Regions from separate parts of the Homo sapiens genome. Here all the other regions are linked to region 4. The links are chromatin contacts, found by Hi-C or POLR2A ChIA-PET in ENCODE. All regions are on one chromosome and are shown on one strand. Each heading gives the region's core, a stretch centred on a gene start or an enhancer-like site at or near the end of the contact. The rest is flanking DNA. Distances are from core to core; before and after follow the strand shown.

Region 1 (7,845 bases), core at 4,743-7,242, 150 kb after region 4:
AATTCTGGCCAGGCGCAGTAGCTCACGTCTGTAATCCCAGCACTTTGGGAGGCGGAGGCGGGCAGATCACCTGAGGTCAGGAGTTCAAGACCTGCCTGACCAACACAGAGAAACCCCATCTCTACTAAAAATACAAAAAATAAGCCAAGTGTCGTGGCACATGCCTGTAATCCCAGCTACTCAGGAGGCTGAGGCCGGAGAATCACTTAAACAGAAAGGCCAGTGAGCCGAGATCACACCACTGCACTCTAGACTGGGTGACAGAGACTCTGTCTAAAAAAAAAAAAGAGAGAGAGAGAGAAATTCTGACCTGGTTTAGTAAGTAAAAAGCGCTTTAAGCTATTGGCTATTGATATGAGATGCTAATCTGAAGATAAGAAAATAAATGTTTTTCAACCTTCAATGCCCTAAGGTAGAACCCCATAGCATACTTGTGATATTTCTTTTTATATTTTTTCCATTAATTTAATGACTGAAACAAATATGCAGGTATTTTAAGAATTTTCTGCTCAATACTATCTTTATAGTCAATTCTAGATGACCCCTTGACCACTAATAAGCCAGCTTCTACACAGCAATAAATAGCCAGCCTCCTCAAAATTATACTATAGATATTGACACTGCCTTTAATAAAAGGAAAATATGATTTATAGCACAAAAAATTCCTGGCCGGGCACGGTAGCTCACATCTGTAATCCCAGCACTTTGGGAGGCCGAGGCAGGTGGATCACAACGTCAGGAGTCTTGAGACCAGCCTGGCCAACATAGTGAAATCCTGTCTCCACTAAAAATACAAAAAAAAATTAGCTGGCCTGGTGGCAGACTCCTGTAATCCCAGCTATTTGGAAGGCTGAGGCAGGAGAATCACTTGAACCCAAGAGGCGGAAGTTTCAGTGAGCCGAGATCAAGCCACTACACTCCAGCCCGGGTGACAATGCGAGACTCCGTTTCAAAAAAAAAAAAAATTCCTAACTCTCCATAGAAAGCAGTTTTGTCACTTCCAGAGAACCTCACAACCAAATATTAAATGTACTCTTGTCCCCTTAAGACTACATCAACTGATGGGCCAGGCATGGTGGCTCACGCCTGTAATGCCAGCACTTTGGGAGGCCGAGGCGGGCGGATTAAGAGGTCAGGAGTTGGAGACCAACCCGGCCAACATAGTGAAACCCTGTCTCTATTGAAAATACAAAAAATTAGCCGGGCATGGTGGCAGGCGCCTGTAATCCCAGCTACTCGGGAAGCTGAGGCAGGAGAATCGCTTGAACTCAGGAGGCAGAGGTTGCAGTGAGCCAAGATCATGCCATTATACTCCAGCCTGGGCAACAGTGCAAGACTCCGTCTCGGAGAAAAAAAAAAAAAAAAAAGACTACATCAACTGAATCTATTTTCAGATTTGACTTCTTATTTAGCCAACAAAAACTCAAGGGCCTTACCTTATAATTTTTCAGGCACCCCTCCACAACCTACCTCATTTTTTTTTTTTTTTTTTTAAGATGGAGTCTCACCCTGTCGCCCAGGCTGGAGTGCAGTGGTGCGATCTCGGCTCACTGCAACCTCCGCCTCCCAGGTTCAAGCGATTCTCCTGCCTCAGCCTCCGGAGTAGCTGGGACTACAGGCGTGCGCCACCATGCCCAGCTAATTCTTGTATTTTAGAAGAGACAGGGTTTCACCATATTGGCCAGAATGATCTCGGTCTCTTGATCTCGTGATCCGCCCACCTCGGCCTCCCAAAGTGCTGGGATTACAGGCATGAGCCACCGTGCCCAGTGCCTACCTCTTAATCCCAAAGTACATACCTCATCCACTTTTTTCATGGAGAAAGGAGGAAGGAGGAGAACATCAACTGTGGTGGTTTTTTTGTTTGTTTTTTTGAGACGGAGTCTGTCACCCTGGCTAGAGTGCAGCGGTGAGATCTCGGCTCACTGGCCTTCCTATTCAAGCAATTCTCTGGCCTCTGGCTAATTTTTGTATTTTCAGTAGAGACGGGGTTTCACCATGTTGACTAGGCTGGTCTCGAACTGACCTCAGGTGATCTGCCCCCCTCGGCCTCCCAAACTGCTGGGATTACAGGCGTTAAGCCACCACGACTGGCCTGTGGTATTTTGATTACCTTTTCTCAAAACACCCTGGTTGCTGGGCATGGTGGCTCACAGCATTTTGGGAGGCAGAGGCGGGCCGATCACCTGAGGTCAGAAGTTCGAGACCAGCCTGACCAACATGGAGAGACCCCCATCTCTACTAAAAATACAAAATTAGCCAGGCGTGGTGGCACATGCCTGTAATCCCAGCTACTCAGGAGGCTGAGGCAGGAGAATCGCTTGAACCCGGGAGGCGGAGGTTGCAGTGAGCCGAGATCATGCCATTGTACTCCAGCCTGGGCAACAAGATAGAAACTCCGTCTCAAAAACAAAACAAAACAAAACAAACAACAACAACACCCTGGTCACACAGGAAGAGAAGCTTGAAACAGGCAGAAAGTAAAAATGCCAGCTATTGATGATTGCCATTTTTGTCTCAAGAGTCCTCTCTACGGCTAAATCTATCCATCAGTCAGCATGTCAACAACCTTTAGTGGTATGATAACCTTACCTCAAATGAAGCATTAGGACCAAGCAAATAGGGTAAATAAACTTTATTAATTTTTGGATTAAGCCCTAAAGCTTCAGAGGAATGGGAGTACTTTATATTTTCTGGAAAGATAAGATTCAGGGAAGAGGCTAGAACTCATAGTTATTTTCTTGCAATAGCAAAGAAACTATGCTACACTTTGAAGAGAAAAAAAGCCAGAAGGAACACTATCAATGAAGCAGAATAGGATCCCAAACAATACTCTTCAAGAGGATTTGATTAGGCATATTTAACTATTGATTAGGCATATTTATTCAAACAAGGGCAACTTCAGAAACAGCACATTAGCAAGATTTTAATACCCTAAGCAGTTATCTCTCAGGAGGAAGATTAGGATGTAAGGAATAGTCTAGTAAGATCTCTACACACTAAACCGTCCCTGACAAAAAAAATCATTTTCTAATTGAGGAGAAACCAAAAATAAAGGGAAATGCCCTACAGAGAAGCAGCAAATAGTATGGAATCACTGGGCAAACCAACGTGAAACACTGAGTAGCCAAGCAACTCAATCCGTAAGTAAAAGTAGAAAGAAGGGTACCAAAGAAATGAAAAAACAACAGCAGAGAAGTGAAAAATATTAAATGAGAAACCTGGAAGAAACGTTTTACTGCGAGATGGAATATTCACCTCAAATCTCACAACGTTAACAGAAAATGCCATGGAAATGGAACTTCTTGACTACCTACTTTACAAAAAGACTTTCCTACGAAACTATACCCAGATTTATTTATTTATTCTTTTTTTTTTTTTTTTTGAGACAGTGTCTCACTCTGTCGCCCAGGCTGGAGTACAGTGGCACGATCTTGGCTCACTGCAACCTCCGCCTCTGGGATTCAAGCGATTCTCCTGCCTCAGCCTTCCAAGTAGCTATGATTATAGGCACGCACCACCACATTCAGCTAATTTTTTGTATTTTAATAAAGACGGGGTTTCTTCATGTTGTCCAGGCTGGTCTCGAACTCCTAAGCTCAGGCAATCCGCCCGCCGCAGCCTCCCAAAGTGTTAGGATTACAGGCATGAGCCACCATGCCTGGCCTATTCATTTATTTTTTGAGACAGCGTCTCGCTCTGTCACCCAGATTGGAGTGCAGAGGGGCGATCTTGGCTCAATGAAGGCTCTGCCTCTCAGGCTCAAAGTGATTTTCTATCTCAGCCTCCCAAGTAACTGGGACTACAGGTGGGTGCCACCATGCCCAGCTAATTTTTTTGTATTTTTTGTAGAGACAGGGTTTTTGCCATGTTGCCCAGGCTGGTCTCGAACTCCTGAGCTCAGGTGATCTGCCTGCCTCGGCCTCCCAAAATGCTGGGATTACAGACGTGAGCCACTGCGCCCAGCCTAGATATTTCTAATAGACAATTACATCTACCAAATAGTTATACTGTGTATGGTGGTGAAATATGAATGCTATGCTTCAGTTTGACATAGATGATTAACAATGTCTAGTGTCTTCAACGATCTGATCCTACAAATTCTTTCCACCAAAACAGTGTCCTAACCTTTCTGGGCCTCAATTTCTTAGCTATAAAATGTGGGAGCCGCAGGGTGTGGTGGTTCATGCCTGTAATCCTAGCACTTTGGGAGACCGAGGCAGGCAGATCACCTAAGTCAGGAGTTCAACACCAGCCTGACCCACATGAAGAAACCCTGTCTCTACTAAAAATACAAAATAAGCCAGGCGTGGTGGCACATGCCTGTAATCCCAACTACTAGGGAGGCTGAGGCAGGAGAATTGCTCGAACCTGGGAGGCGGAGGTTGCGGTGAGCCGAGATCGCGCCATTGCATTCCAGCCTGGGCAACAAGAGCGAAATTCTGTCTCAAAAAAAAAAAAAGGGAGCCAAAGCAGATGAGATGAACTATAGGATACACTCCAATCCTGAAATTTTATACCTAATTATAAAATTGTTATTAAGGTCAGTTATGAATATAAAATTTGAATCGGAAAACAAAACATTTAAGTTCATACTGTCATTCCAGAGCTAACCACAGGGAGGAGCGAGGGATCTGAAACAATTCCCAAGGGAGACAGTATTTCGCTGTTACCTGAAGCCCACCCGGTAGGTGGAGAAACCCTCAATACCAGACAGAGTATTTCCCTGGCCCTTTTGCCTAGACTTCAGAATGCTCTTCACAAAGCCACGGTTAACCCGTCTTCCTCCCTTTCCTCCCTACCGCAGTTTTCCCTCTTCTCTTTTGTAGTTTCACATCAAGTTTTACCTAATACTACTACTTTCCCCCCAATATTTTTCTTTTCCCCTTTTGTCCAGAGTAAAATTTTCTAGAAAAGCCCTTTGTAGGTAGGTTGTGATGAAAAAAATTGATGAAATGACTTACAATCAAAGAAACTATAAACTACAATTACAGGCAAATGAGAATTACTGATTAAGTTTTAGAGAAATCCTAAGAGAGAAAGAAAACGAAGCATAATAAAAAGGAAAACCTAGGGACTGACATAATTCAAGTTTTCCGAAGTTAGTAAAAGGCCCTGAAAAGAGTGCAAATGAGTGACAACTCCTGGAGGTCGGGTCCAGCCTCTGAAATTAACATGCAAGAGCCCAAGGCCAGGCAACCAAAATGTGAAACAGACTCTGCCCGGGGTTCCTTTCACTGTCAAACTCCTAGCCAAAAGAGGCTTCCCACATCAGATATTTTAAATATTAAAATTTAAAAAGTTATTCACATCTATTCACCTCTCCCTTGAAAAACAAATGAATAAATAGCCCCTATTTGCGTCTTTACTCCCACACTAAACCTCACACCGTTGATGAGCCTGGAGGGCTAGGTTGGCACGAGAGGATGGCGCCAAAGCTCGGGGAGAGGGCGGTCAGTGGGCGGAAGGTGCCTCTTCCCACATGGCCGAGCCCTCGCCGCCACTGGCCACCGGCACACGGTCCCCAAGCATCGGGAGCTCCCTCTCGGCCCTGACCCCGCGGTCTCTGTCGCCCCGCAAACGGCCGCTGCGGCCGCAGGCTCCCAATTGGGACCCTTCCCAGGGGAGGACCCCATCCCCCGCTCTCTTTCTCCGTCAGATTCCCGCCCCGCAGCGGCCAGCCTATGGGCCCCTGCCTCCTCACCTCCATGGAGACGCGCCAGCCTTGCATGGCGGAGAAGCCGTAGGGCAGCGGCAGGCGCGGGGCGCCGACCCCGTCCCCGGAGCACTTCACCGTGTTGGGCTGGGAGAGGTAGGCACCCATGGCGGCGGCTGGCCGGCGGCCTCAGGTGCAGGAAAGCTGGGCGCGACCCGTGCCGGAGCCGAAGCCCCGGGGGTGCGCGCGGCAGGAGCAGGCCCCGCGGCGCGACCGACGCAAGGTGCCGGTGAAAGGCGCGAGGCCGGCCAGGAGGCGGTAACGGGACGGGAGCTGTGAGGGAGCGGAAGCGGAAACGGCGCCGCTCCAGACCCCGCCCGGCCTGCGCGGCGGGGCCAGGCGCTGCGGGCAGTCATTTCCTTAGCAACTCGCCCCGCCCGCAGGGACAACGGCCCGCCCAACGGCCGCTCCCGCGAGACTAGCGCGACCACGCCCACCAACGGCCGCCGTCCTACTCCGCTTCCTCGCGCAGGTGGCAGGTCGCCTCTGGCAGAACCTCTTCCTTCGTTCCCAGTCCCCAGCCTCTTGGCGTTTTGTCTGACGCCTCTTTTGTGTCGGACTCGACGCTTTCAGCCCGTCCTCCAGTGTTTTCATCCCCCTCTCCCCAACGTTGCACTCTCAGACTCCGCAAACCCCGCCCGATTTGGTTCAATTAAAGTTGACCAGTATTTGTTCCGAGCTTAGGAAGTACTTGGCCAGGCCATGCGAGGCCTATATGAGAAGAATGTGAGTCTTTTCTGAAAGCGAAGACCTCGATCTGTGATATAATTCGAGTTAATACAATGTAGAAATGTTTGGTACAGCCTATTCTGGGTGGGAAAAGCTCAAGGATGGGAGGAGGAGCTGTTTCTTGGAGGATTGAAAGGATGTAGGCTCTCAGAGAGGATGCCTCTGGATTGCATTATGCCACAGGAAAAGGGAATAATGTTATAAGGTTTGGAGGAGTGAGGGAAGAATGTGAACTGCATTTGGGGAGGATTTCTGAGGAAGCTGGCTGGACTCGGAGAATGATTGTAAGTGGTAATATTAACTAGCTAGCTTGATAAAAAGAAGCGCCAAGATGAGTGACTTGGACTTCATTGTCGTCCTGGTGTAACCTTTGGCATCGTTTGTCTAGTCTTTGTATGCAGTGTACATTGGAGGGAGAGAGTCTGGGGCACTGTTGTGTTGTTGTTTTTTGTTTGTTTTTGAGACAGAGTCTCGCTCTGTCGCCCAGGCTACAAGCTCCGCCTCCCGGGTTCACGCCATTCTCCTGCCTCAGCCTCCCGAGTAGCTGGGACTACAGGCGCCCGCCACCACGCCTGGCTAATTTTTTGTATTTTTAGTAGAGACGAGGTTTCACCGTGTTAGCCAGGATGGTCTCCATCTCCTGACCTCGTGATCCGCCCGCCTCGGCCTCCCAAAGTGTTGGGATTACAGGCGTGAGCCACCGCACCCCGCCTACTATTGTTTTTTTTTTAAGACAGAGTTTCGCTCTTGTTGCCCAGGCTGCAGTGCAGTGGCGCTATCTTGGCTCACTGCAACCTCCGCCTCCCAGGTTCAAGCGATTCTCCTGCCTCAGCCTCCCGAGTAGCTAGGATTCCACGCCTGGCTAATTTTTGTATTTTTAGTAGAGACGGGGTTTCACCATGTTGGCCAGGCTGGTCTCGAACTCCTGACCTCGTGATCTACCCGCCTCAGCCTCCCAAAGTGCTGGGATTACAGGCGTGAGCCACCGCGCCTGGCCTGGGGCACTGCTACTAGTTAGAGAGCTCTTACTCTAAGCAGGAGATGAGAAGAGCTGGGAGTAAGGTGGTACCACGCAGGGTGGCAATGGGAATCCAGATGAAAGGACAAATTAGACAATAACAAATAAGACAGATTTGGTAATAAATTGCATTCAAGGGATGGAGAGAAAAGGAGAAATTCTCCAAACTATGACAAAATTGATTCTTTTCAGCCGGGCACAGTGGCTCACACTTGTAATCCCAGCACTTTGGGAGGCCAAGGGGGGGTGGTGGATCACTTGAGGCCAGAAGTTCGAGACCAGCCTGGCCAACATGTGAAACCCGTCTCTACTAAAAATACAAAAATTAGCCAGGCGTAGTGGTGCGCTCCTGTAATCCCAGCTACTTGGGAGGCTAAGGCAG
Region 2 (6,982 bases), core at 727-3,226, 170 kb after region 4:
GGAAACTCTAATGATAACATGAACTGATATTTAATGAATGTTTACCCTGGGCCAGGTGTTCCAATTGCTTTTGAGCCCACAGGAAGGAAAGGTTAATCTTTTCCTTTGAGATTAGAACCAAGAAATTATTTTATTTATTTATTTATTTATTTTTTAGGTGGAGTCTTGCTCTTGTCGCCCAGGCTGGAGTACAGTGGCCTGATCTCAGCTAACAGCAACCTCTGCCTCCCGGGTTCAAGTGATTCTCCTGCCTCAGCCTCCTGAGTAGCTGGGATTACAGGCGCCCACAAGCACGCCTGACTAATTTTTGTATTTTTAGTAGAGACGAGGTTTCACCATGCTGGCCAGGCTGGTTTTGAACTCCTGACCTCAAATGATCCGCCCGCCTCAGTCTCCCAAAGTGCTGGTATTACAGGCATGAGCCATCGCGCCCAGCCCAGAGCAAAGATTCTTAACCTCAGTTTCCTGAAATTATATCCTAAATTTGTTGGGTAAGTGCATTTTTTAAAGTACAAGAGAAGGCCCATAAGTTACATCAGATTTTAAAAAGGGTGTTTGAGCCCCCCTCTTCCAAAGATAGAAGAATCAAGGAAGAAAGGGTAAAACATACATACATATATATATATATATATATATATATATATATATATATATATATTTTTTTTTTTTTTTTTTTTTTTTTTTTTTTGAGACGGATTCTCACACTCTGTTGCCCAGGCTGGAGCGTAGTCGTGCAGTCTTGGCCTACTGCAACCTCTGCCTCCTGGGCTCAAGTGATCTTCCCGCCTCAGCCTCCCAAGCAGCTTGAGAGAACAGACATGTGCTACCTCGCCCGGCTAATTTTTGTATTTTTAGTAGAGACGGAGTTTTACTACATTGAGCAGGCTGGTCTCGAACTCCTGACCTCAAGTGATCCGCCCACCTCGGCCTCCCAAAGTGCTGGGCGTGAGCCACCGCGCCCGGCCGAAAGATTGGTTTTAAAAACGAGTATTTTGAGATGATGAGAAAACGAGAGGGTTTCTGCCAGTTGTCCTTTCTCCCAGTGAAACAGGATTAGAGATTCTCTTTAATGACAGTAAAATTTGGTGATTGTGACATTTCCAAGTTCTGTTGATTGATTCATCATCTTCCCTCCATCATACACGTCTAAGGGCAGAGTGAACTTCCATCCTGAAGGCTCCGCGCTTAGTTTTCGCAGATTAATAGCTCACCAAGAATTTATCATCTTTTCTTTCCACTAACTCGAAACCAATCTAAATTCTTTCCAAACATCTTCTCAACGTAGTCTCCTTTGATGAAATTTACTGTTTCGGATTCTAGACTTGGCTCTTACCAACTTAACTTTCGGTTAATAGCTTAATACCTCTGATTCAGGTTTTTGCATTTGTCAACTACCATTGAATGATAATTTCAATGAGTTCGTTCTTATGAGGATCAAATGAAATAACATCTGTGAAAACCTCTTACAAAGTTTAAGCAAATAGTGCTAAGCAATCACCAAGCGTTAACTACTAATTTTCAGTGTTAGGTAAATTTTAAAAGCTTTCCGGAGAATTGGCGTCCTGCACACCAGTCTCGTTCCAAAATAATGCAGGCGGGGGCTGGGGTGGGGGCGCTCCTCTCGGACTGAGGCTATGTCTTTCGCTCCTTTTGTCTTTTCCAGGCATTAGAACTGTCATGGCGCCTTCAAGAAGAGGTAGGAGGCCCTCTCTGCGTCCAGCAGAACCATCTGGGGCACCTGGACCGGGCGGTGGGGTGGACAGAGAGACGAGCCCCAGCTGGGACCGAAAACATCGACCCCTCCGAGAGGTCTCGGCCGGACCGGCGCAAGGGGAGGAGAGCGGGTGGAAGCCCACCCCAGCGAACGCCCGAGGGCCGGGCCCCGCCCACCCAGAACGTCACCCAATGGAAACCTGCCGGCGGTGCGGCACCGCCCATCGTTGGTCCGGGCGCCGCGAGGGCGGGGCCCGCAGTTCGGTTGCGCTGCGGAGCGCAGCTGTGAGGGAGTCGCTGTGATCCGGGGCCCCGGAACCCGAGCTGGAGCTGAAGCGCAGGCTGCGGGGCGCGGAGTCGGGAGGTGAGCGCCCAGGGAAAAGAGGGCCCGGGAGGGAGGGGTTCGCGAGAGGACGGAAGGATCGGCCTCCGAGGCCCGGGACGGTGGGACCCGCCAGTCGGGTGCTGAAGGCGGCCCTGCTCACTCAGTAGCCCAGGCCCGATCGGGCCCTGCCTGCTGGAGCCGAGGGGCCGCTTCGGCCCCGCAGTCGCTGCTTAGCCCTCCCTGGCGTCTCTGGCTTGGCGGCGGCGCCCCGGGATTCTGCGGGCGCGGGTCGGGAGGCCCTGGCGTTCGCTTGGAACTCCGGCTGCGAGAGGCGGGGCCCGGCGGGTGGGGGCGGGGGCGGGGGCGGCGGTCGCGGCCCGGCGGCCTGCGGAAGCTCGGCGGCCTGGCCTGGCCTGCTCGCGGGGAGGTGCGCAGACTGCGCGGGGGCGTGGCCTGCGCCCCTGACTGCGCTGTCGGTCCGGCCTTTGATGAGGTGGCCGCCGCTGGCTCCCTGGGCCCCAGCCTGGTTCCCGCGCGGGCCGCGGCTGCCTTCCAGACGCAGGGCATGCGACCTGTTGGAGTGTGAAATTCTAGGGGCCGGGTTCCTCCCCAGAGCGGTTTTATTTCCGACTGGACTGTGCTGCGGGTCTCAGAGGCCCTCTGGTCCGTTCAGGGTGAGGACAGCTGAGAGGCCTGGGCCCGTGAGCTCTTGCAGAGGAGTTGACACGCAGAGGGGCTGCTGTCCAATAAACGAAAGTGTCGGGGAAAAACTTTGCAGGGCGATCTGCATTACTCCAAAGTGAACACACTGCATGTCTCAGGGTGGCTGGAGGCGGCGAGAATCCCCTTATGGGAGTATATGAGCTTTTCCATGTGTTATCTCTTTAAAACCTCTCAGCGGCTCCGAGACAAAACTCCCAGTGTCGCAGAGGTTTCTTCATCAATAGGAGTAGTGCTGGAGAATCTTGGGCACTGCCCTCATTTTGCCTGCGAAGGAAAAATTAGGAAGGGATAAAAAGTCACAAAAATTAGGAAGGTGGGGGGGATAAGCAAATTCCAAGGGCATCTATCTCTGATGAAGGGTTGGTGTCTCCTGTGGTGCCCTACTGTGGATTAGTTATTTGTGTCCTCGGTCCAGAAGTTTCTCTGGAGCCCATTGGCTACAGCTTTCCTGTATTAGAATTCTACTGTTATTTCCTACTGTAGTCTGGCTGGGAATTTTATTTAGTTGTTCAGATTTTAGATGCATTCAGTGAATGCAGCTGCTCAAGGAAGTAACTAATAGTGTCTTACCATTTTCTTAGCTACTTTTCAGAAGAAGGAACATGATCTCTAACAGAAGTTTTCTGGTAGATTACTAAAACAGGCAGATAGTAGCTTTCCTGGCTGGCTGAGTTAAATCCCTCTCCAGCGATCCTCCCACTTCAGCCTCCTAAGTAGCTGGGATTACAGGCATGAGCCAGCGCGCCTGGCAAATCTCTCTAGAATAAGTCAGGATCTAGAAAATAACATAGGGAAAGAATATCTTGCCAGATTTCCTCTGTACTGCCTATTGCTCTTTGGTATTTACTAGACTGTCTTCTAATAAAAATCTCCTGAGTTGAGTTAAACGTAGTGTAGATTGGGGGCAGAGATGGGCACAAATGGGCATCAGAGAGTTCTAAAAATAAATGTGGGCTTTTCAAAAGATTGGTGTGTTGACTGGAGACTTCTGAACTTAGAGGAGCACATTTAGTTTCCAGGGTATCAGTTTCTTTTTCTTTTCTTTCTTTTTTTCTTTTTTTTTTTTTTTTTGAGTCATAGTCTCACTCTGTCACCCAGGCTGGAGTGCAGTGGCGCCATCTGGGCTCACTGCAACCTCCGCCTCCTGAGTTCAAGTGATTCTCGTGCTTCAGCCTCTTGAATAAGCTGGAATTATAGACGTGCGCCACCACACCCTGCTAATTTTTGTATATTTTTGTATTTTTTTGTTGCCCAGGCTGGTCTCGAACTCTTGAGCTCAAGCAATCTGCCTGCCACCATCTCCCAAAGTGCTGGGATTACAGGCGTGGGCCAGCTTGCCTGGCCCAGGGTATCTCTTTCATACTGTAGAGAACTCTCTTGAGCTGAGCACACACAGGTTCCAACTCCTTCACAGTCTTTATTCTTAGAGATATGAAATAACATTAAGTGGTTGTCTTGTGACTTTTTGTACAAGTTAATGGCATTTAGCTCTCAATAATTCTTTTTCTTCAAGTACCCATGACCCTGAAAATGTTATGCTGTATAATACTTTTTCCTATAAAAGTTGTACCTTGAGTTATTTATACTTGTAAGAAATAACCTAGGCTGGGTGTGGTGGCTCACGCCTGTAATCCCAGCACTTTGGGAGGCTGAGGCGGGCGGATCATGAAGTCAGGAGATTGAAACCATCCTGGCTAACACGGTGAAACCCCATCTCTACTAAAAATACAAAAAATTAGCTGGGTGTGGTGGCACGTGCCCGTAGTCCCAGCTACTCGGGAGGCTGAGGCAGGAGAATCGCTTGAACCTGGGAGGCGGAGGTTGCAGTGAGCCGAGATTGCACCACGGCACTCCAGCCTGGGTGACAGAGTGAGACTCCATCCCCTCTGCCAAAAAATAAATAACCTATATCAGATCTAGTCCCCCAGAGAATGGAAACTTCAGAGCCTTTGAGCAATGTGAATGAAATGAAAGCTGGAAGCTTAAAGTCTTAGCTCTGGCTTGAATTTGTGGCTGCTTGAATGTGGGCATTTATTTTGTTTGTTATTGTATCTCAAGGACTTAGCCCAGTGCTTGGCCCACAATAAATGCTTAATAAAACATCTGTTAAATGAGTGAATGAAAAAAAAAATGTTGTTAACCAATACCCATTTGTCACACTCACATCACAGGAAAGGTGAGGTCATCAGGGATGAAGTCACTAACAACTGCCAGTCATGTGCCCCAAGGGTAGCCTCACCATGGACTAGTGGGCTTGTTCTGTGTAGAGAAGGGATGGATAGTGAATGCCAAGGTTAGTTCTAGCTGGATAAATTAGCCAAGGGTTTCAGCTGGATAAGTTGGCTGAGGGTGCTACAGGTCTAGCCTTAAGGCTGTCTCACTGAAACATTTTGGAGTCTGGAGTCATCTGTTCTGAATAGCGCCCACATAGTTTATATTTTTTTATTTTTTGAGACAGAGTCTCACTCTGTTGCCCAAGCTGGAGTGCAGTGGCACGATCTCAGCTCACTGCAACCTCTGCCTCCCGGGTTCAAGTGATTCTCCTGCCTCAGCCTCCTGAGTAGCTGGGACTACAGGTGCGTGCCACCACACCCAGCTAATTTTTTTATTTTTAGTAGAGACAGGGTTTTGCCATGTTGGTCAGGCTGGTCTCGAACTCCTGACCTCAGGTAATCCACCTACCTCGGCCTCCCAAAGTGTTGGGATTAAAGGCGTGAGCCACTGTGCCCGTCCACACATAGCTTAATTCTTGAGCACAGTAAAAATAGGGTGTACTTGGGGATTCAAAGGGAAGCCTATTGGATGAGTATTTGCCAAGAAGGAATGGAGCACCTGATTTTGCTGGTGATTTGAACCTTACTCTAAGTGGGATTAGACTGCCATAAATCTTGTGTTTGTCATTCCTGGGAGGGTCATCTTCAACTAAGATAGCTCCCCTTTTCTAGACTAGAGTTAGGAGAATAGTTAATGTTTCAGTATTTAGGACTGATTCTGATTTTGGATTTAAAGGAAACAAAGGTGGTGTGTGTTTTCTATTTTTAATTTTTAAAAGTTTTGTGTAGAGACTGGGGTCTTTTTATGTTGTCCAGGCTGGTCTCAAATGCCTGGCCTGTTTTATTTTCTTTTGAATTTGCAGATAAGTATTAGGATTATTAAATCTTTTTTTTTGTTTGTTTGTTTTTTGTTGAGACAGGGTCTCCCTCTGTTGCCTAGCCAATGGCATGATCATAGCTCACTGCAGCCTCAAACTCCTGGGCAATCAAGTGATTCTCCCATCAGCCTCTCGGGTAGCTGGGACTATAGCTGTGTACCACCTTGCCCTGCTAATTTTTAAATTTTTTTGTAAAGATGGGGTCTCACTTTGTTGCCCAGGCTGGTCTCAAACACCTGGCCTCAAATGAACCTCTTGCCTCGGCTTCTCAAAGTGCTGGGATTACAGAGGTGAGCCACTGTGCTCAGCTGGATTACTAAATTTTTTTTTGAGATGGGGTCTTGCTCTGTCACCCAGGCTGGAGTGCAGTGGCGTGATCTCAGCTCACTGCAACCTCCACCTCCCTGGTTCAAAAAAATTCTCCTGCCTTAGTCTCCTGAGTAGCTAGGACTACAGGCACGCGTCACCACACCCAGCTAATTTTGTATTTTTAGTAGAGATGGGGTTTCACCATGTTGATCAGGCTGGTCTTGAACTCCTGACCTCAGGTGATCTGCCCACCTCAGCCTCCCAAAGTGCTGGGATTACAGGCATGAGCCACCACGTCCAGCCTGGATTACTAAATCTTTACAGATGTATCCTGACTTTCTCTGCCTTTTCCCTCTGTATTTGCCCCAACCAGTGCAGGCCTGAGTGTTCCTTCCAGCATGTCGGAGGGGGAGTCCCAGACAGTACTTAGCAGTGGCTCAGACCCAAAGGTAGAATCCTCATCTTCAGCTCCTGGCCTGACATCAGTGTCACCTCCTGTGACCTCCACAACCTCAGCTGCTTCCCCAGAGGAAGAAGAAGAAAGTGAAGATGAGTCTGAGATTTTGGAAGAGTCGCCCTGTGGGCGCTGGCAGAAGAGGCGAGAAGAGGTAAGGTTATGGTACAGTTACTCTTGGGTGAGTGAATTCTGGAAAGGTGAGAACTGGAAGAGCAAAGTCTTAAAAGAGGCCAACCAAACTTCAATAGGTTGGGGGCTAGGAGGAGATGATCATATGGAGTGTTAAAATGGAGGATTTGTGAGA
Region 3 (7,346 bases), core at 4,337-6,836, 230 kb after region 4:
GTATTTATAAGTAGATATACTGATATATGTTTGTTCATCCTAAGGTTCCAGGGACTGGTCTGAACTTTACCGTCTGGATGAACTTGTTGCAGATGACTTTCTTGTCACCCCTGCCAAACAAAAGAAGGGGAAACATATTAAAAACCACTTCCAGGCCGGGCGTGGTGGCTCATGCCTGTAATCCCAGCACTTTGGGAGGCCGAGGCGGGAGGATCATGAGGTCAGGAGATCGAGACCATCCTGGCTAACACAGTGAAACCCCGTCTCTACTAAAAATACAAAAAATTAGCCGGGTGTGGTGGTGGGCGCCTGTAGTCCCAGCTACTCGGGAGGCTGAGGCAGGAGAATTGCGTGAACCTGGGAGGAGGAGCTTGCAGTGAGCCACAATCGCGCCACTGCACTCCAGCCTGGGTGACAGAGTGAGACTCTATCTCAAAATAAATAAATAAATAAATACCACTTCCATAAACAAATTGCCAAAAATGATGCTGAGGGAAGAGAAGAAAGAGCAGATTTCTTCCCTGGCCCAGTAGTATTTCTGACTACTCTGTAGGAGCCCTGAAAGGAGGTATATGAGGGAGCCTAAGCAGCTTCAGAACAATAACAAAGATGTGACATCACTCTGGGCTTCCAGGATCTCACAGGGCCTCCTGTTGACCTTGGACTGTTTCCTCCAGGGATGGGATTGAAGAACACGTGGGACAGGTGAAGGCAGAAAAGCAAAAACAGACTCCAGAAAGTCTCTGCCTTCAATGGCCAAGCTTGGCTTCTCATCCCCTGTATTTCCCCTCCCCAGTGAGGCATTTCTCTTGCCTTCCCCTTCTTTCCTGGGCCATCCCATCTCCCAGTCTCTATCCTCACCAATCTTCTCCAATCTTGTAGACATAGATGATGTTGTCAGTCTGTCCTATGGCAATTTTAGTGGAATCAGGAGAAAAAGCCATGCCCTTCACCATATAGCTCTTCCTGCCATACTAAGAGTTTAAAAAAAAAAAAAGAAAGAAAAAGAAGTAATGAGTACACATGAAAGAGAAAAGAGAAAAAAAGGCATATGTGTGCTCCTAAGGGAGCTTGAGGATTTATACTGAGAAAAAGGTGGGGTATGCCATTTCCTATGCTGATGGCTAGAAGGCAGACTACGTCTTTCAAGTTGTGAGACCCCATCAATAGGTTAAATAAGGTACACATGAATACACTGTTTACCTTCATGTCAGCTGGTTTGGTGGAGAATTTATCTCTCCGTTCTCCATGTTCATCATACAGCAAGACCACTCGGTCCACTGTGCAGACAGCAAATTTGGCATTGTTCTGGGACCAAGCCATGCAGGTCACCTTTGCAGCTCCATCCTGTAGAGGCAAAGGGGTAAAAACAAACCCATGTGCTGGTCTAGAATGCCAAAAGCATTTCTAGCTTCATTAATTCTAGTGTAATACTGGTCAATTTTCTTCCTGTCACGGTTCTATCCTCAAAACAAAGAGATGCCTGTGGCCCATGCTGGTCTCCAAGGCCTTCAGATCCTGGACTGTGAGAACAACAGGCTTCTAGAGACTCATATGCAAATGCACTAAGAGGCAGGGTGCTAAGTCAACTGTATCAATGAATCCCTGCAACGGCCTCCTCGTTTCCAGGTCTGCTACTGAAATAAATTCAATTAGTCTGGTAAGTTTTGGTCATTAGCCATTCATTCAATTAATATTTTTTTAGCACCTTATTGATCAAGGCACTTGGCCAGGGGCTGAGAGAGAGACAAAAAGCAAACCATAGATCCTGCCTCCACGTCTAATAAGATGGTGCAAAATAGAAAAGTCCTATTAAAGTATGTATAAAGTACTACAATAGTTTGGAGAAGCCTGAGAGAATTTTATGCTTAAATTATCAAAATTAAGCTTTGAAGAATGAATGCAGTTGAGTAGGAAGTTATCTGAGATGGGAGGAATGGCAATGAGCAAAGGCAAATTCTGGACAAGAAACAGTAATTTAGTTTATTTGAAACTATTATACCTTATAAATAGTAGAATAGACGGGGTAAGGCAGGAAAAACAGGCCAGCTCAGGAAGTCTTTGAAGCCAGGCAAAGGAGTTTGGGCTTATTTGAAAGGAAAGGGAGAGACAGTGAGAGTTCAGGATGGGCGAGTACGAGTTGAGACTCAGGACGAATAATCCCACTTTCTTTTCTTCTTAACTACCCACTTCAGAGAAACCCAAGTTAGAAGTTATCTCCAGGTGAATTATTCTGACCAGATCTGACCCTTCCAACACTAGCTCTGGTCCTAAGGGACTAGCTCTGCTACTAAGGGTTTCCTTCCTTGAAAACAAAACATTTTATTCTGCTTTTCTTCTGCCCCAATTGTTTAATTATTTGGACACTAGAGTTCTGGCTTCAAACATTGACACTTTACACTCCAAACTCACCTATCTCCAAAGTCAGAAGTAAAAAGTCTATTTTCCTGCAAATCCTCAAACCAGAAAATAGCCACACCACCATCACTATGATCCTCTAACTCTTCATTATATTAGGTTAGAAGGCCTGAGGGCTCCTCATCAATCTTTGCTGATCCTCCTGCTTTATCGCTTTGCCCAATTCTGGGCATTCAGCCCTACCTGCATCATGACATCATCTTATTTTGAGAGACTGAAGGAGGATTTCATTTCCAATTTTTCCATTAGGGCGGAGAAATTTTTAAAGTACAGATTCAATGGACAGCTTGCTGAGCAATGAGCACAAATCTCTGTCTTTTTATTTTTTTCTCCAACTGAGGAGAGAGCACAACTATCTTTGTTCTAATTTCCTTCTTTTTTTTTTTTTGACGGAGTCTCACTCTGTCCCCCAGACTGGAGTGCAGTGTCACAATCTCAGTTCACTGCAACCTCTGTTTCTTGGGCTCAAGCGATTCTCCTGCCTCAGCCTCCCAAGTAGCTGAGGCTATAGGCGTGTGCTACCATGCCTGGCTAATTTTTTTATATTTTTGGTAGAGACATGGTTTCACCGTATTGCCCAGGCTGGTCTTGAACTCCTGACCTCAAGTGATCCACTCACCTTGGCCTCCTGAAGTGCTGGGATTACAGGCGTGAGCCACCACGCCCGGCCTGTGTTCTCATTTCCTCCTATTGTCCAAATGCCACACCCTCTGTGAAGCCTTCCTGATTTCCATAATCAATTAATTCTCCTTTCTCTACAATATGTACCTCACTAGATTTTTTTATTAAGTGAGGTAGGGAATAAAATAATAAGAGCTTGCCTTTAACAAGTACTTACCATAGAATAGGCATTTTGATAAGTGCTTGACAAGCATAATCTCATTTTACCTCATAACACTGAGGTAGATGCTATTATTATCCCCCTTTTACAGATAGATGAATGGAAGCCCAAAAAGATTAAGTAATTTGCCCAAGTTCACATATACAGTTTGTAAGTGGTAGGACCATGATTTATTTATTTAATTAATTTATTTTTTGAGGCAGAGTCTCGCTCTGTCACCCAGGCTGGAGTGCAGTGGTGCGATCTTGACTCACTGCAACTCTGCCTCCTGAGTTCAAGCGATTCTCCTGCCTCAGCCTCCCGAGTAGCTGGGATTACAGGCATGCGCCACCACATCTAGCTAATTTTTGTATTTTTAGTAGTTTCACCACGTTGGCCAGGATGGTGTCGAACCCCTGACCTCGGGTGATCTGCCTGCCTCGGCCTCCCAAAGAGCTTGGTTTACAGGCATGAACCACTGCGCCTGGCCTAGAACCATGATTAAATCCATGTATGTGTAAATCCATAAACCATAATCCCAATTTCTTTATTAAGGTACCCCAGTACATATTACACACTCAGTTATGGAACATCTTATTTATTTTTAAGACACAGCCTCACTCTGTCACCCAGGCTGGAGTGCAGTGGTGTGATCACGTCTCACTGCAGCCTCGACCTCCTGGGCTCAGGAGATCCTCCCACTTCAGTGACCCCAGCAGCTGGGCCTACAGGTGCTTGCCACCACACGAGGCTATTTAAAAAAAATTTTTTTTTTTTGGACAAAGTCTCACTCTTGTCCCCCAGGCTGGAGTGCAGTGGCACGATCTCGGCTCACTGCAACCTCCACCTCCCGGGTTCAAGCGATTCTCCTTCCTCAGCCTCCTGAGTAGCTGGGATTACAGGCGGCTGCTGCCACGCCCGGCTAATTTTTGCATTTTTAGTAGAGATGGGGTTTCACCATGTTGGCCAGGCTGGACTTGAACTCCTGACCTCAGGTGATCCGCCCGCCTCGGCCTCCCAAAGTACAGGGATTACAGGTGTGAGCCACCGCACCTGGTCAAAATTTTTTTGTAGAGGTCTTGGAATCTTGGGCTCAAGTGATCCTCCCACCTTGGCCTCCCAAATTGCTGGGATTACAGGTGTGAGCCACTGGGCCTGGCCAGACATCTTATTCTTATTAGCTTTGTATTATTCTGTCCTTTGAATTTTGAATGTCCTTTCCTCTTGTCTATCAATTTTTCACACTGCTTTTCAGTTTACAATGCTCTTTTGTGTATATTACTCTATATAACTCTTCCCCAAGTCCCCTAAAGTTGCTATTAGTACTCATGTTTTTTCAAATGAAGAAGTTGGTGAGTGCTCCGAGACATTGTATAATAAAGGCTAAAGTTAGAGATATCAGGTCATTTGTTTAAAGTACTGGTGGCCAGTCTGGGCAACATGGGGAAACCTCGTCTCTACAAAAAACAAAAACAAAAACAAACAAAGAAACAAAAAATTACCCGGGCGTGCTAGCGCACGTCTGTAATCCCAGCTACTTGGGAGGCTATGGCAGGAAAATCCCTTGAACCCGGGAGGCGGAGGTTGCAGTGAGATCGAGCCACTGCACTCCAGCCTGGGCAACAGAGCAAAACTCTGTCTCAAATAGTTAAATAAAGTAGTGGTTGACCTGAAATAAGGACAAGGTAAGAAATTTTAAAAAGAAAATAAGAAAGTAGTGGTGGAGCTAGGACTTAAATTCTGGTGTGCTAACTCCAAAGCCCACCCTTTCTTCACCATGTTTCAGGGCTCCTCCCCTAGTGCCCAGCCTCTCCTGAATCAGAATACACGGTTCGGTCTTTGCACTCCCCCTTCAGGGCTTGCACCTAAGGCGCTTATTTAATTATGGGCACATGCATACTCGCTGCTTACATGTGCACCTCACCCTCTAATACGAGCCTCCTGAAGGGAGGGACATAAGTCGGGTGGTTTGGGATTCCTACGAACCCCAGCATGGGGCCTGTACACAACTGATGTGAATGAAATGTAAGGAAAGCTACAAGTCCTTAGCCCTGCATCTCGCCTCCTGGACGCTGTATCGACAGGCCAAGATCCAGATCATCGCTATATCCCTTACAGCCTTCTGCACACAGTAGGAGGTCAACATCATTAAACTTCAGTTCCCCCACTTTTCTTGGAACATAAAGCATAAGGGGGAGGGACTGGCACGCAATTCCTCACCTGAGGGCTCAGCAGGGTCCTCAGGTGCTTCAAGTGCATGACGCACACCTGTCTTTCAGATGCTCCTAGACAGCGACAACTCCCGTGGTTACCTGGACAACCCGCCACGCAGCCGCAGCGACAGGCACTGACGCTTATGCGACCGGAGCGCAACACGCGTCGCAAGGTCACACGTAACTTTGCGGCGAAGCAAACAGAACGTGCGCAAGCGCGGTGAGATCTAGGGCGGGCCCTTGAGAGGGCTTCATGAATGTTCTCCTTGACCAATCCCGTCGCCGCATGCAAACTCAAGACCAAGCCCCGCCCACAAGCCTTCAGCCAGCCCCAGGTCCTACGTCATAGCGGTCCGTCTCGCTCTTCGATGTACCTGACTTTCTGAGTGCACTCTCTTAATCCTCACAACTCTGGAGGGAAGCAGGGCGGTTTCCATGATAGGCCTTCTGCAGTTGACGGAATTGTACCCAAATAGGTTACATGATTTGCACGGGATCGCAAGGCTAATAACGATAGCTAACGATGAATACTCAGTATGTGTCTGCCAGGTACTGTGTAAAGTATTGTACGTGCATTTATATCATTTAATCCCAAAACCACCTTTTGAAGGGGATAGCGTTATTATTAGTCTCATTTTACATAACAGGAGACTCAGGGCACTTGCTCAAACTAACACAGCCAGCGAAGGACTTGGAACTGGAGTTCAACCCAGAGTTAGTAGCTTTAAACAGCTTTTATGTTCCTTCTCAACTCCTAGCTCGCTCTCTCCATGCCACGATACTATAACCTGTCACATTCCCATCCCAATAAATGACATTTATTCTCAGAATCTGGAAGATGAGTGTTTTGGAACTAGCTGCCAAAGAAACGTAAGGTACCCTACTTCCTAATTGGGTAATGGTGGGTTAAAGACTGCTGTTTACATTGGAATGTTTTTATGGTTCAGTTTGTTGTTGTTGTTGTTTTGAGACAGAGTTTCACTCTTGTTGCCCAGGCTGGACTGCAATGGCGCGATCTTGGCTCACTGCAACCTCTGCCTCCCGGGTTCAAGAGATTCTCCTGCCTCAGCCTCCCAAGTAGCTGGGATTACAGGCATGTGCCACCACGCCCGACCAATTTTGTATTTTTAGTAGAGACAGGGTTTCTCCATGTTGGTCAGGCTGGTCTCAAACTCCCGACCTCAGGTGATTTGCCCGCCTTGGCCTCCCAAAATGCTGGGATTACAGGCGTGAGCCACCGTTCTCGGCCTGTGGTTCAGTTTTGAGGGCAGACCTGACTTGGCTCACCCGATAGGTTGTCTTGTGATACCTGGGGTTAGAGATTGGTTAAGTAGAAAAGAGACTGACTTGTTGATCTTTGGAGTCCCGTTCAGAATTTTTGGCCTATCTTCTAACATACCAGAGAGATTGAAATGCAGAAAGGAGTTATTCATAAGCCTGCTCTGAAATGATCCAAAGTTGGGAAGATCTGTAACTCTCCAGGAAGTGTAACATATGCTCTCCAGACAGACTGTGGGTCCAGAAGCCTTCCCCCACAGTGGTTTGCAAGTGTCAACAGGTGTTTGTCTCATGGCCACCAACCACCCCTTAGAAAATAGGAAAGAGCAGAGGACAGCCCCTATTTTCACAGGAAACAAGTAGGCCTCAGAGCTCAAATGAGAATTATTTTGACAGGGGAGTCCCAACCCCTCAGTTTTATTTTCAGAATCCTCCTCTGGATATGGTGGCAGAGCATGAATATAAACTCATTTATGAATTACAGTTATTACTGACTTTGACTGACTAAACAGAGACAGAGATGAAAGGGAATGCAAAAGAGGGAAGAACAGACACAGGAACACATAGGATAGGAGCATGTGGCACCAAGGAATCCATGAGTGTAGCTGTCCTTTCAT
Region 4 (7,190 bases), core at 2,808-5,307:
TCCACGTCCTTAGTCCCCAGTGCTGGCCTCATCAGACCATCTCCTTCCCCAGGCCTGGTCGTATCTGGGAGCTGCATCGGCAGAGGGCCACATGAGAGACCGGGGCTAAATGAACAGGTCAGAGCCCAGCCTCCCTTTTCCTTCCATACACAGAGCCATAGAATTTCACAGCTGGAAAGCACCTTACAGACGGTCTAGTCTAACTTTTTTAAGAGATGGGGTTGGCCGGGAGTGGTGGCTCACACCTGTAATCCCAGCACTTTGGGAGGCCAAGGCAGGCAGATCACAAGGTCAGGAGATCGAGACCATCCTGGCCAACATGGTGAAACCCCATCTCTACTAAAAATGCAAAAATTAGCTGGGTGTGGTGGCACGTGCCTGTAATCCCAGCTACTTGGGAGGCTGAGGCAGGATAATCACTTGAACCAGGGAGTTGGAGGTTGCAGTGAGCCGAGATCGTGCCACTGCACTCCAGCCTGGCAACAGAGTGAGAGACTGTCTCAAAAAAAAAAAAAAGAGATGGGGTCTTGCTCTGTTGCCCAGGCTGGAGTGCAGTGGTGTGATCAGAGCTCACTGCACACTTGAGTTCCTGGCCTCAAGCGATCCTCCTACCTCAGCCTACTGAGTTGCTGGGATTATAGGTGTGAGCCACCGCACCCGGCTCTCATCTAACATTTTATTAAATAAATTAGAGGCATGAGGCTCACAGAGTTGGGGGACACATGGAGGCCAACCCAGTTAGTTGCTAGAGCTGAGACTAGACCCCAACCAATTTCTTATGCTAGGCACCCCAAAATGAGCAGGATTCCTACTGATCTCTGAGAGCTTTTGGTGAACAGGGCAAGCATGTACCTACACAATGATATAGAGCGAAGGTGGCCACTGTCATTAGGGCAGTTAGAGTGCTATCAGGGTTCTGAGGATGGAGGGCCAGACTAATTATAACGAGGAAATCAGGGAAACAGCTGTAAGAGGTAACATGAGAAGGGCCTTGAAGGATGGGAAGGATTTTGATAAAGACAGGTGAATGCTATGCCAGGCACGCCAAGGCAGTATGAAGGGAAGGTGGAGTGAAGTGTGGAGTGGGACTCAGCATGTGTTCCTGGCCTTGGTGTGCCTCCTTTCCAGGCCCACCTCCCAGAACCTCCACTCCTGGATCCTGCCCCCGCCCTCCCTAGACATGAAGCTGAAGTGTGGCCCTTTAAGAGACGAGCGGGACATTGGGGCCAAAAAGTCTGATTCCGGGCACAGAGAACTGATGGCTAGATTCCAGAGCTGGGGTTGTCATGGGAGGAAGGGGTGCAGCCTGCTATGGCTGAGGATGGCAGTGGGAGGAGCATGTTAATTGGACTTCAGTCCGACTATAAGCACCCAGCAGAGCCCACCTTAACTGCATGGTACCATAAGTCTCCCTTGACAAATGAATGGGGCTTGGGACCTCACCTGGGGATGCCAGAGGCTGAGTGAGGTCAGGCTGAGTGCTAAGTCCATTCTGGTCCAATTCTCAGCCCCACCACTACCCAACCTGAACCCAGCAAGGACAGAATTTTCCACAGAATTCAGGACCTGAATAGAAAATACAGTACTAGAAATACTCATGGAGGTGTGACAAGAATACCCACAAGTAAAAACGATGGCTCCAGATAGAAATGTGATCATAGCAGCAAAGTGGGGCGGGATGTCTGGGGCCTTCTGGCTAAAGACAATTCTGCCAAGTGGGTGAACTGAGTTTTGAGGGAGGTAGGGGGAACATTTGGTGCTTGTACAGAGAACTGAAATACTGGTAGATTAATTTCTTGAATTTCCAAAGCCCCATCCAAGACTTAGAATCTGGGCGTGTATGATTCTGGATGTGTTTCCAGAGGAGATGGCGTGGTGAAGGAGGCTGTGAAACCGATCCTCATTCATTCAATGAGGTGCACCAGGCAGAGCACACATAATGAAGCCTGGTCTGGTGGGAAAGACAGATTGTAACAAATGGCTTACTACATAAGGACAGGTTGATGCTAGGAGGGTTATGAACAAAGCACTTTGGGGTGCAGGGAAGGGAGCACTCCCTCACAGCGGGCTCGGAGAACTTCACAGAGAAAGGTATGTTTAAGGAGATGAGACCTAGTTGGAGAAGGGTGTTCCAGACATGTAGAATGACAAAGACGAGGTTTGTGGCTTGGAGTCTAAGCGTGAAGTGTCAGGGGAGGGCTGAGGAGGAAAGTGATGGGCTCAAAGGAACATAAAGGGAGATACACTGACTGCTTGAACAAATATCTCCTGAGCACTGAGATGACCTTGCTGATGGGAGGAAGAGAGGAGAAGAGAGGAAATGGAGGGGTCTAGAACAAACCAGGCCAGAGCTTCCCTGGAGGGGCAGGTAGGTTAGGAAATGCCTTTCAGAAAATGCTGCAGGATTCGGTGACTAATGGTCATATGAGTGAAGATGGACTGGAGTTGGAGATGTGAGTCTGAAGCGCAGAGGCTGGGTGGCTTTGGGGGCAGTGGGCAACATTCATTCCCTGGCCTTGTAAGGCACAGCACAGCCAGTCATCAAGGTGGCCACCCATCAACAGGCTGCTCCCTTTTGTTCTGCATAATTTGGGCACTAAGGAAGCCTGGCTGTTGGTGTGTGGGGGTGTGGGCATGTGGGGTGGCTACATGCTGTTTAGAGACAAGGAAAGGCTGTTTCCTCTCCCTGGCCCTCCGAAACCCCCAACCAACAACCGATATTGAGCGGGGAAGAGGGGTGACGTAGCAGGGGCTGAACCAAAATCAAAAGGACACCTGAAGAGATGCCAGGCCTACGGCAGAGCCCCCACCGCGTCTCTGCAGGCCCCTGCAGGAAGGGGTCCAGCTCTCTTCTGCTCACCCCCTCCCCCAACCCAGCTTGAAGGCCCCCACCCAAAGAAAGAGCGAGAAGCACACAGAAGCACCACGTCAGAGACAAAGGGAAAGGGACTAGGAGAGAAACAGAAAGATTGAGAGAGGTGGGGGAAGAGAAAAAGCCGGAGACCCTGCCAAATTCCGGAGACAAACGGACGGTCAGCCGACAGACAAGATGGCCCACGGGGGTGGGCAGGGAGGTCGGACGGCCGCTCAGAGGGGCAGGTGGACGGTGGCGGCAGGCGCGGGGGCCGGCGGGGCGCGTTGGCGGTTCTCCTGCCACCCCCGGCCCGCTGTCCCGGCCGCTCCGCGCGCCTCATTTCACACCTCGCCGCCCCCGGCCCCGTCTGTGCGGAGCCGGGAATACCCCCGCTGCCCAGACCGCACCTGCTCCTTCCTCGCCGCCCCCTCGCTTCCCGGCGGCCGCCCGCCCCCCAGGGGCCCGCAAGACCCGCGCGGAGCCCGGCCCATCCTCGGGCCCCGGCGCCCACAGCTGGCCGCGGCTGGAGGGGGCGCGCGGAGGGGAGCCCCCGGGGCCTACAGAGGGAGCTCTGAAGCCTGGGCAGCGAGGCGCTCCCGCCCTGGGCCCGGGGCAATGCGGACCTTGGCGCACCGGGCGAGGGCTCCGGCCCGACCGAGCGGCAGCTGCTCCCAGGGAAGGCAGGCGCCGCGGGGGTGGCGGAGGGGTCCGGCGGCCTGGGACGCCGGCCGGAGGGGAGTGAGAGGCCGCTTCACCCGAGGAAGTCAGGCGGCCGGGAGGAGGCGTAGCCGGCTGTGTAGGGCTGGGCGCTCCGTGTGGCCAGAGGGGATGAAGCGGGGTGCAGCGGAGCGAGGGACCCGCGGTGCGCTGGGGCGGCCGCCGGGGCCCGCGCCGAGAGAGACAACGAAATGGACGGAGGGTAGTAGGGTGGCGCCCCCGGGCCGAGGGCCAGCCCAGGTCTGTCCTACCTCTTCAAACGCAGGCTGCCTCCGGCGCCACCGCGGTCCCGGGGGCTCACCAGGCGAGTGGTCTCCAAGCCCCCAGCGGCTGGAGAGGGCTCCATGTTCCCGGTGCCCCGACCGTCTAGGCCCCACCGAGGAAGAGAGAGGCCGGGCCGGCCCCGCGCCAAGTCCGAGCAGCCCGCCGACCCCCGGGATCCCCGCAGGGCGGCGGGGCCACCAGAGTGGAGCGAACTGCAGCGACTGTGGCGCGCGGAGTCCGAACTGCAGATCCCGCTGCCGCCGGAGCCCCGCCCCGCGTGGGGCGAGCTCCCCAAGCTCCGCCTCCAGGCTCCCCGGCCTCTCCCCACCCTTAAGCCCCGCCCCCACTGCCAAAGCCCCATTTCCCCGCGCCAGAGCCCGGGAGCGCCCCGCCACCCGAGTTCTGGAGAACTCCTCATCTCCACAGCCCCGTCCCCCAGGCGAGCTAGCCCCACCTCTGCACACAGTCCCGCCCACCGGTTCCAAGCCTCGCTCCTGAAGCCCAAGAACCTCACGACCAACCTTCGCCCAACGACCACCACTCTGTGCATGCCTGCGCGGGGGTGTCGCCCACCACGCCGTCACCCTGTGGCCGCAACCCTCACGCGGAGGCAGAAACAGGAGCGGACCCATTACCTATCTCCAGAGAACCAGAAAGAACATGAGGTGAGCGGTGACACAGGGAGATTCCAGGGACTCCAGAAACCCCTTTACGGAGAATCTGGGGTCGGAATTCACGAGCCCAGTCTGCTGCCAATCACTGTACCGCGAATGATCATTTATTTTTATACAGAAACATTGGGTGACAAGCTTCCTGCTCTCCTTCAACCCACTGTTATCCCTGCTTTTCAAATGAGTAAACTGAGACCCAGAGGAAGAAGAGTCCAAGGTCATGCAGGCTGTGAATAAAGGGCCCGGCCTGGACCCCCATCCTCTTTCCCTCCCCGGCTCTGGACGCCGCACTGGCAACTGGAGAGCGCTCACAGTTCTCTTACGGGCGGGGGTCCAGTGAAGTCGAGCCGCCTATCTGGTGTCACGGCCACTGTTTATGGAGAGGGGCTGAGGGGCAGCGGGGCAGCGTGTCAGCTAGTGATTCCCATCCTCCACACCTGCAGCGCCCTCCTGGACATTACCGCATTCTGCCTCATTTGGGGGAAACTAAAACCCAGGGGAGGGAGCGACTTACAGCAAAGTCGGTGGCCGAGCCTCAAGTCGAAGCTTCAAATGCTCAATGTTCTCTCCCCTCGCACCTGCCGCCACTGTAGAATGGGAGGGGGTGGGAAGAGGATTGTGCACTCGAAGCTGTGACAGTCTGTGAAGAGGAGGGTCCGTAGGAGGAGGGGAGCGAGTGAGCAGGGATGGGGAAGCGTGGAGGGTGGGAATGGTTAGTGAGCCCAGGCAAGAAACTCATCAGCCGCATCCTTCAGAACACACTGGGCGTCCTGAACTTAGGCTTCTGGGGACAGACACCTACCCTCGATATTGTTATTCCAACGAGCCCAAGAGTGCACTTGCAAAAAAACAAAACAAAACAAAACAAAAACGGGAGCACGTGCCAGATACAGTGGTTGGAAGTGATGGGGTTAACCCGGGAGAGCTTCGCGGAGGAGGTGAGGCTTAAACGGATTAGGAAAGCTGGGCGGCGGGCTGGCTGTTCCGGCGGGGGAGAGTGTGGCTTGGCCCGTGCCAAGGTGTGCGGGCGGCGCGTGCGAAGGGACTGTCCTGCGCCGCTGCTGCAGAGCGGCACGGGAGAGCCACAGGGGCTGCGCGCGCCCTCCGCGCCGTCCCCACCCCCGGCTGCGCCAGCCTCTCCTCCGCGCCAGCCCCCAGCCTCCCCAGTCCAAAGCCCATGAGGGGTGAGGGGGTAAGGGAGCGAGGGGGTCGTTCTCCCTCTAACCTCCCTTTAAGGCGCGGGACTTGACGGACCTCTGTTTCTCCTCGGGTCACAGGGAAGCAAATTGAGGCGGCGAGAGCAGGAAACCACCGGCCAAGTTCACCTTTTCGGGCTACTTATCAGAGCCAAGGTGGAACCCAAGTCCCTGCTTAGCTATGCCAGGGCTCTGGGTACGTCGGGCCCGGCGCCGTCGGTTTTCTAAGCGTCGCACCCATCCTAGGGCTCTCCCCAATTCTGAGAACCCTGGAGCTGGGATGCGCAGCGGCCACCGCGCACTCCGCGGCTCGGATGCGGCAGCCTGGCCCGTAGTGACCCTGGCGGGTGAGCTCGAGAATGGGGAGAAACTGCGGGGTCCTATGCGGGGAAAGGGATTCTTGGCACGGCTCAGCCGATGACGACAACAGGGGACATAACAACAATGGCTTCCTCCGGGATTTCCCTTCCCGGGCAGCCCGCGCGGCCAGCAGCACCGAGTGCCAGGAGGGGGCGCAGACGCCCTCACGTGCCCTGCCCGCCCCTGCCGGGAGCCACCAGGCGGGGAAGGCAGAGGCGCCTCGCAGCGCGTGGCCAAACGTGCCGCCTCCAGAAACCGAGGGCGCCGGCGGTGGGAATACCAACCTTCACTTGAAAATTTATGTAAGGAAAGCTTGGCGGCGAAACAGGATGCTTCCACCTGTTCCTCAAAGAGCTATCAAATGGCCCTGTGAACATCTTTGCAAAGGGTCCTCGCGAATGCCAGGCCTCAAGTGCGATTCTCTGCACTGAGGTCAGGATTTAATCTGGGCTGGAGATTTCAGGCAAATTTTAAAATGTAAGCATGTGGACAAGAGTTAACACCTGACAAGTGCAAGCCAAGCTGAAGAGCATGGACAGAGGAGGCAACCTGGAGGTCCAACTTCTACTCCATGCTCCACTCAGATGTCACCTCCAGGAAGCCTTTCCTGACTTCTCCCAGACTGGGTATGTGTCCCTCCCTGCTTCTCTCAAGGCTCACACTGTGCTTATCTGATCCCAGCACTCACCTCATGGTGATGAAGTCCTTTGCTTGTCTGTCTCCCTGCTACAGGGCAAGCTCCCTGAAGGCAGGAATTGTTTCTTTCTCATCTGTGTCCCCAAACCCCACTAATGGCTGCCACACTGTCCTCAATTAAGCCATCCCAGAAAGGAGGAGCTAGTTGAGTGGAAGCAGGATGGAGGAGGTAGGATTTTAGCTGGTCACAGGGAGAATGAGGGAGGGCAACAGCTTAAATGTCACTGCCTCGGGGAGGCCTTCTCTGGCCCCCACACTAAGTTAATTCTCATGTCATACACTCTCATCGCACAATACTTTTTCTGTTTTGTTCTTTTTTTTTTTTTTTTGGAAACAGGGTCTCACTCTGTTGCTCAGGCTGGAGTGCAGTGGTACAAACATGGCTCACCACAGCCTCGACCTCCTGGACTCAAGTGATCCTCCTGCCTCAGC

What was found. A loop is a pair of places that touch in the nucleus more often than their neighbours do. ChIA-PET counts read pairs that join two places held with the same protein, here RNA polymerase II (POLR2A). Pooled maps may share reads with other maps.
Region 1: a loop to region 4 is called in a pooled map, with 2.6 times the contacts of the local background. The contact joins the promoter of PPM1G here to the promoter of SLC30A3 in region 4. A Hi-C loop is called at or near these places in 2 of 50 pooled maps. POLR2A ChIA-PET finds 5 or more read pairs at or near these places in 4 of 52 experiments (A673, PC-9, WTC11 and 1 more).
Region 2: a pooled map shows a loop between it and region 4 (12-fold over the local background). The contact joins the promoter of NRBP1 here to the promoter of SLC30A3 in region 4. A Hi-C loop is called at or near these places in 7 of 50 pooled maps. POLR2A ChIA-PET finds 5 or more read pairs at or near these places in 3 of 52 experiments (AG04450, OCI-LY7 and PC-9).
Region 3: a loop to region 4 is called in a map of naive thymus-derived CD4-positive, alpha-beta T cell, with 5 times the contacts of the local background. The contact joins the promoter of IFT172 here to the promoter of SLC30A3 in region 4. A Hi-C loop is called at or near these places in 1 of 168 maps with a recorded cell type or tissue (naive thymus-derived CD4-positive, alpha-beta T cell) and 6 of 50 pooled maps. POLR2A ChIA-PET finds 5 or more read pairs at or near these places in 2 of 52 experiments (A673 and B cell).

The regions. Positions count from the first base shown.
Region 1 is chr2:27,403,599-27,411,443 of GRCh38, forward strand. PPM1G (protein phosphatase, Mg2+/Mn2+ dependent 1G) reads right to left here and starts at 5,993. Exons shown (of 10, transcript NM_177983.3): 1 at 5,705-5,993. The coding sequence starts at 5,824. RefSeq lists silencers at 5,474-5,553, 5,574-5,623, 5,694-5,883, 5,974-6,163.
Region 2 is chr2:27,426,655-27,433,636 of GRCh38, forward strand. NRBP1 (nuclear receptor binding protein 1) reads left to right here and starts at 1,977. Exons shown (of 18, transcript NM_013392.4): 1 at 1,977-2,077; 2 at 6,600-6,829. The coding sequence starts at 6,620. RefSeq lists a silencer at 2,345-2,494 and an enhancer at 3,864-4,163.
Region 3 is chr2:27,484,157-27,491,502 of GRCh38, forward strand. It overlaps IFT172 (intraflagellar transport 172), which reads right to left and starts at 5,587. Exons shown (of 48, transcript NM_015662.3): 1 at 5,459-5,587; 2 at 1,204-1,347; 3 at 862-974; 4 at 71-110. The coding sequence starts at 5,497.
Region 4 is chr2:27,258,990-27,266,179 of GRCh38, forward strand. SLC30A3 (solute carrier family 30 member 3) reads right to left here and starts at 4,058. Exons shown (of 8, transcript NM_003459.5): 1 at 3,823-4,058. The coding sequence starts at 3,917. RefSeq lists silencers at 3,613-3,772, 3,823-4,002, 4,023-4,092, 5,567-5,656, 6,187-6,296.